Regions from separate parts of the Homo sapiens genome. Here region 1 is linked to region 2. A link is an interaction called in ENCODE POLR2A ChIA-PET data of the cell type or tissue named here. Cell type or tissue: B cell. All regions are shown on one strand.

Evidence for each region. Peaks named below come from ENCODE experiments on the same cell type or tissue, not always from the same donor. Only the 100,000 strongest peaks of a DNase experiment are listed, where the experiment ranks them.
Region 1: POLR2A ChIA-PET joins it to region 2 with 7 read pairs; 6 of 35 experiments call an interaction of 5 or more read pairs at or near these places.

Annotation. Positions count from the first base shown.
Region 1 is chr16:11,538,293-11,540,792 of GRCh38, forward strand. No RefSeq gene overlaps it. Among named protein-coding and RNA genes, the nearest start is that of LITAF, 47 kb to the right of the region's middle. In B cell, no CTCF peak of the experiment used is centred here; a DNase peak (open chromatin) is centred at 1,531.
Region 2 is chr16:11,775,904-11,778,403 of GRCh38, forward strand. ZC3H7A (zinc finger CCCH-type containing 7A) reads right to left here. Exons shown (of 23, transcript NM_014153.4): 5 at 848-1,006; 6 at 549-629; 7 at 417-455. Among named protein-coding and RNA genes, the nearest start is that of ZC3H7A, 20 kb to the right of the region's middle. In B cell, no CTCF peak of the experiment used is centred here; no DNase peak of the experiment used is centred here.

The sequences.
Region 1 (2,500 bases), 240 kb before region 2:
CGTGTTAGCCAGGATGGTCTTAATCTCCTGACCTCGTGATCCACCTGCCTCGGCCTCCCAAAGTGCTGGGATTACAGGCGTGAGCCACCGCGCCTGGCCCGTTTTTTTTTTTTTTTTTTTTTTTTTTTTTAAAGAGACCGAGTCTCACCTTGTTGTCCAGGTTGGTCTTCAACTTCTGGCCTACACCAACCCTCCCACCTTGGCCTCCCAAAGTGCTGGATTACAGGTGTAAGCCACCACGCCCGGCTGAATTGTACACTTTAAATGGGTGAATTGTGTGACATGTAGATAACATCTCAATAAAGCTATTGCCAAAGAAGCCAAAAAGTTCTTACCGCAAAGCCCTGTGTGAGTGGCTGTTATACAGCAGAGTCTACGATGGGGTCTGAAACCTTCTCCCTGCGTTAGGAGGCCTGCCTCTCCCGGCACTTTTCCCATTTCTTGGCTACTCAGAGATGCACCAGCCACTTCACCTGTGGCTCAGCTCTATAATCGACCCCTGCTTCCAATCCCCACGTCCTCCAAGCAGAAATACGCCTGCCCAGGATCACAGGTACCCTAGCTGCTAAGGCCTCCGTGGTAATGAGCCCTTATGTAAAGACGACAGCCCCGTGCCCAGTCCCCTTCCTGCCCTTGCTTCCAGGGAATGGGCCCTATTAGCCATGCCCTGAGCAGGACACACGTGCAGCCCTAGATCTGTAGACGCAAGACTCACTCCAAAGATGGGATTCTCAGCTCAGGGAGGGAGGGAGGCAGCCCCCAGGGCCCACCGGTGGAAGGAATGTGGGGGCCTTCGAATGACCTGCAAAGGTGGCTCCTGGCCCCATCCTCACCTGAGCCAGATGTGTGAATACAGACGCCCGCCCCTGGCAGCAGACAGTGGGAAGGAGACACAGGGGGCTGATTCTTGCAAAGTTGAGTGTCATTTCTTGGCTTGCTCTGCTCCTGCGTATCAAAGCTGACCACAGCCTGGTGCTCATTGAGACCTGTGTCTCAAGGGTTTCCTAGTTTACCGAAGAGCTGGCTCCGGTGGGCTGTAGGGCAAACGCACCTGAACGCAATAACCTGCGCACATCCTTAGGATGACCTGGATGGCAGACTCACCTGAATGTGAGTCCCAGCTACGGAATCCGGGAATGGCCAACCTGGAGATTTGTTTCCTGTCTATGAGAAACATCTGAGCCCCTGGCCCATCCCATGAAACACAGGCCCTCCAAGGGATGGAGGCTCTGAGTTTTAGGTTACATGAAGGTTGCCAGGTGGAGGTCGTTAAGGGGAGGGTGTTAAGTGAAAATGCTGAATAAACTGCATGCTGTTTGCAAGTGGCTGCAGTTTCCCTCTCCAGCCCACCAGCACCTGCACTCTCTCCCCTGTGTCTAAGTCCCGAATCAAACCCAATGTCTCCTTTGCTGGCTCTGCATTTCTTCTTCAGCCTCTTGAACTTGTTACCTCCCTAGTGAAACTAACAGGGTTTCAGCACAACATAGGCCAAAACAGCAAGCCCCTAGCATATTCCAGCATGTTCTGGAATGTTCCAGCAGGTACTGTCTTCTCCCCTAGACCTGTCCATTTCCCAACACAGACATTTAGCGCTGGAGGAATCAGCCTACCTCTTCTTCGAAAGGAGAGGAACTCGGTGTGGGAAGCTCAAATGAGTTGTCCCAGCCCTGCAGCAGGTTGCAAGTAGCTCAGTCATGGTTCTTGATGAATCAAATGCTTTCACTTTACTTTCTTCCCTAATTCAACAAGCATGTCCTATACATTTTAACCCAACATTGTACTGGTTCCAAAGATGTTGATACTGAGGTCCTGTCCTCAGATTCTACCATTTGCTTTATAAGTATTATTTAATTATACATTATAGTCTTTTTTTTTTTTTTTTTTTTTTTGAGACAGAGTCTCGCTCTTGTTGCCTAGGCTGGAAAGCAATGGTGTGATCTCAGCTCACCACAACCTCTGCCTCCCAGGTTCAAGCAATTCTCCTGCCTCAGCCTCCCGAGTAGCTGGGATTACAAGCATGTGCTACCACGCCTGGCTAATTTTGTATTTTTAGTAGAGATGGAGTTTCTTCATGCTGGCCAGGCTGGTCTCGATCTCCCGACCTCAGTTGATCCGCCTGCCTTGGCCTCCCAAAGTGCTGGGATTACAGGTGTGAGCCACCGTGCCTGGCCATTATATTATAGTCTTAACACAGTTGGTAATGGTTACTACCTCACTGAAACCTCCATTCTGATTTACGCTGCATCCACAGTTCACTCTATCCTCATTTTACCAATTGTCACATGAAACAATACAAATTGGTGTATTTTCTTTGATCGAGGTGAGATTCACCTAGTACAATTAAACAATTTTACAGTGACCAATTCAGTGGCATCAGCACATCCACATTGTTGTACAACTGCCACCTCTATCTCGTTGCAAAACATTTTCTTTTTCTTTCTTTTTCTTTTTTTTTTTTTTTTTTTTTTGAGACAGGGTGTCACTCTGTCGTCCAGGCTGG
Region 2 (2,500 bases):
TCCCAGCATTTGGTGGGAGGCCAAGGCAGGAGGAACACTTGAGCTCAGGAGTTTGAGGCCAGCCTGGGCAACATGGTGAAACCCCATCGCTACAAAAAATACAAAAATTTAACAGGCCATGGTGGTGTGTGCCTGTGGTCCCAGCTACTCGGGAGGCTGAGGTGGGAGGATCACTTGAGCCCAGGAGGTGGAGGTTGCAGTGAGCCAAGATCAGGACACTGCACTCCAGCCTGGGCAACAGAACAAGACTCTGTCTCAAAAAAATAAATAAAGTGACAGGAGGGTATTGCCAATTACGTGTTTGAGGAATTAAAAAGGTTCCAAAAATAAACACACACCAAAAATACTAAAAGTAGAATTGCTCCCATCCTTCCCTTTAAAAAAAAATATAATTTTGACAGAAAAAATAACTTTACCTTGGTAGCCCCATCCCCAGGAACTGATTTTAATGAGAGCTGAAATAAAATAAAGACACTAATTTAAAAACAGAACTGACTCCAAGTTCTAAAACAAAATGAAAACACCTTATGCAGAGAACTCCAGCTTACCTCAGCTCTGACATACGCTTTTCTTATTTTAAATCCCAATTTCTGAGCTAGTTCTTGAGTTAGTTTTATTACATGCTCATCCTGAAAAAAATAAGTATGTATAATTAACAGGGTTATATTTACTAATGGTGAAGAAGAATAGACAAAACAGGGAAGTTTCCCATCAAGACACCTGCTTCATTAGCATTTATACCCAACTGAAGCAGGTTGATGGATGACTGGAAAATTTAACTCTTTAAATGCCATTTATTATGATGTAAATGGTTACGATGTAAACAAATAAACTATAAATTCCATACCTGAGGCACTGCTAAGGAGCACTTTGCTACAGCATCGTAAGCCTTTTTGTATCTTCCTAAATCACTTAAAGCCTTAGATTTCCGATACAGAGCTTTGCAGTTACTGGCATTTAAACTGAGGACTATATTGCAGTCCTCCAAAACTTTATCATGGAAACCCTGGTGTGTAAGACCAAAGAATAAAGTCAGCAATCAAACAATTCATTTCTTGCACTGAGGCCTTCCTGTAATAAAAACAAATTAATACCCCATCCTATTACCCTCCCTCTAAACTCCAAGTTAGCAGTATTACTTTTATTTTTTAAATTATTTTATGAAATTTCAAATACAAAAAAGTAGAAAGAATATCATGAATACCCATGTACACACCATCCAGGTCAGACAAATGCTAATATTTGGTCAGAAAGTCCCCAGATCTTCAAGAAATAAAGCTTTCCAGACCTAACTGATGTCCCCATGTGTCCCTCTCCTATTCGCTCCTCTGTAGTTACCCTTTGCTGGAGCACATTAAGATGTCAAACAGAAACGTAACTCCAAACAGCTAACTGATAAGGAATATATTACCCAAAACAAAATAAATAAACAATGAATGCTCTTTAACAAAGAGCTAGGTGACAACACGGATATTTTTCTTAAATTCATGGTTATATTTTACCGAGTATCCACAGTGAAAATTAAAAGCACTTCAGGTTGGGCACAGTGCCTCACAGCTGTAGTCCCAGCACTTTGGGAGGCCGAGGTGGGTGGATCACCTGAGGTCAGGAGTTCGAGACCAGCCTGGCCAACATGGTAAAAACCCCATCTCTACTAAAAATACAAAAATTAGCCAGGCGTGGTGGCGGGTGCCTATAATCCCAGCACTCGGGAGGCTGAAGCAGGAAAATCACTTGAACCCAGGAGACAGAGGATACAGTAAGCCGAGATTGTGCCACTGCATTACAGCCTGGGCAACAGAGTGACACTCCATCTCAAAAATTTAAAAAAGGTGGCCAGGCGTGGTGGCTCATGCCTGTAATCCCAGCACTTTGGGAGGCTGAGGCGGGCAGATCACCTGAGGTCAGGAGTTCGAGACCAGCCTGACCGACATGGAGACACCCCGTCTCTACTAAAAATACAAAATTAGCCAGGTGTGGTGGTACATGCCTGTAATCTCAGCTACTCGGGAAGCTGAGGCAGGAGAATCTCTTGAACCCGGGAGACGGAGGTTACGGTGAGCCAAGATTGTGCCATTGCACTCCAGCCTGGGCAACAAGAGTGAAACTCTTGTCTCAAAAAAAAAAAAAAAAGTTTTAAAAGGAAAAAAAGAAAAAAAAGCACTTCAAAAGCTTTTAAGCTTAAAAATGTGAAAATCTAGTGTGAATTCCTTTGAAGACTAATTACTATTTCTTGATTTAAAAAAACACTCGCCAGGCACGGTGGCTCACGCCTGTAATCCTAGCACTTTGGGAGGCTGAGGCGGGCAGATTGCCTGAATTCAGGAGATCGAGAACAGCCTGGGCAACACAGTGAAACCCCATCTCTAACAAAATACAAAAAATTTGCTGGGCACGGCGGCATGCGCCTGTAGTCCCAGCTACTCGGGAGGCCGAGGCAGGAAAATTGCTTGAACCCAGGAGGCGGAGGTTGCAGTGAGCCGAGATCGTGCCACTGCAC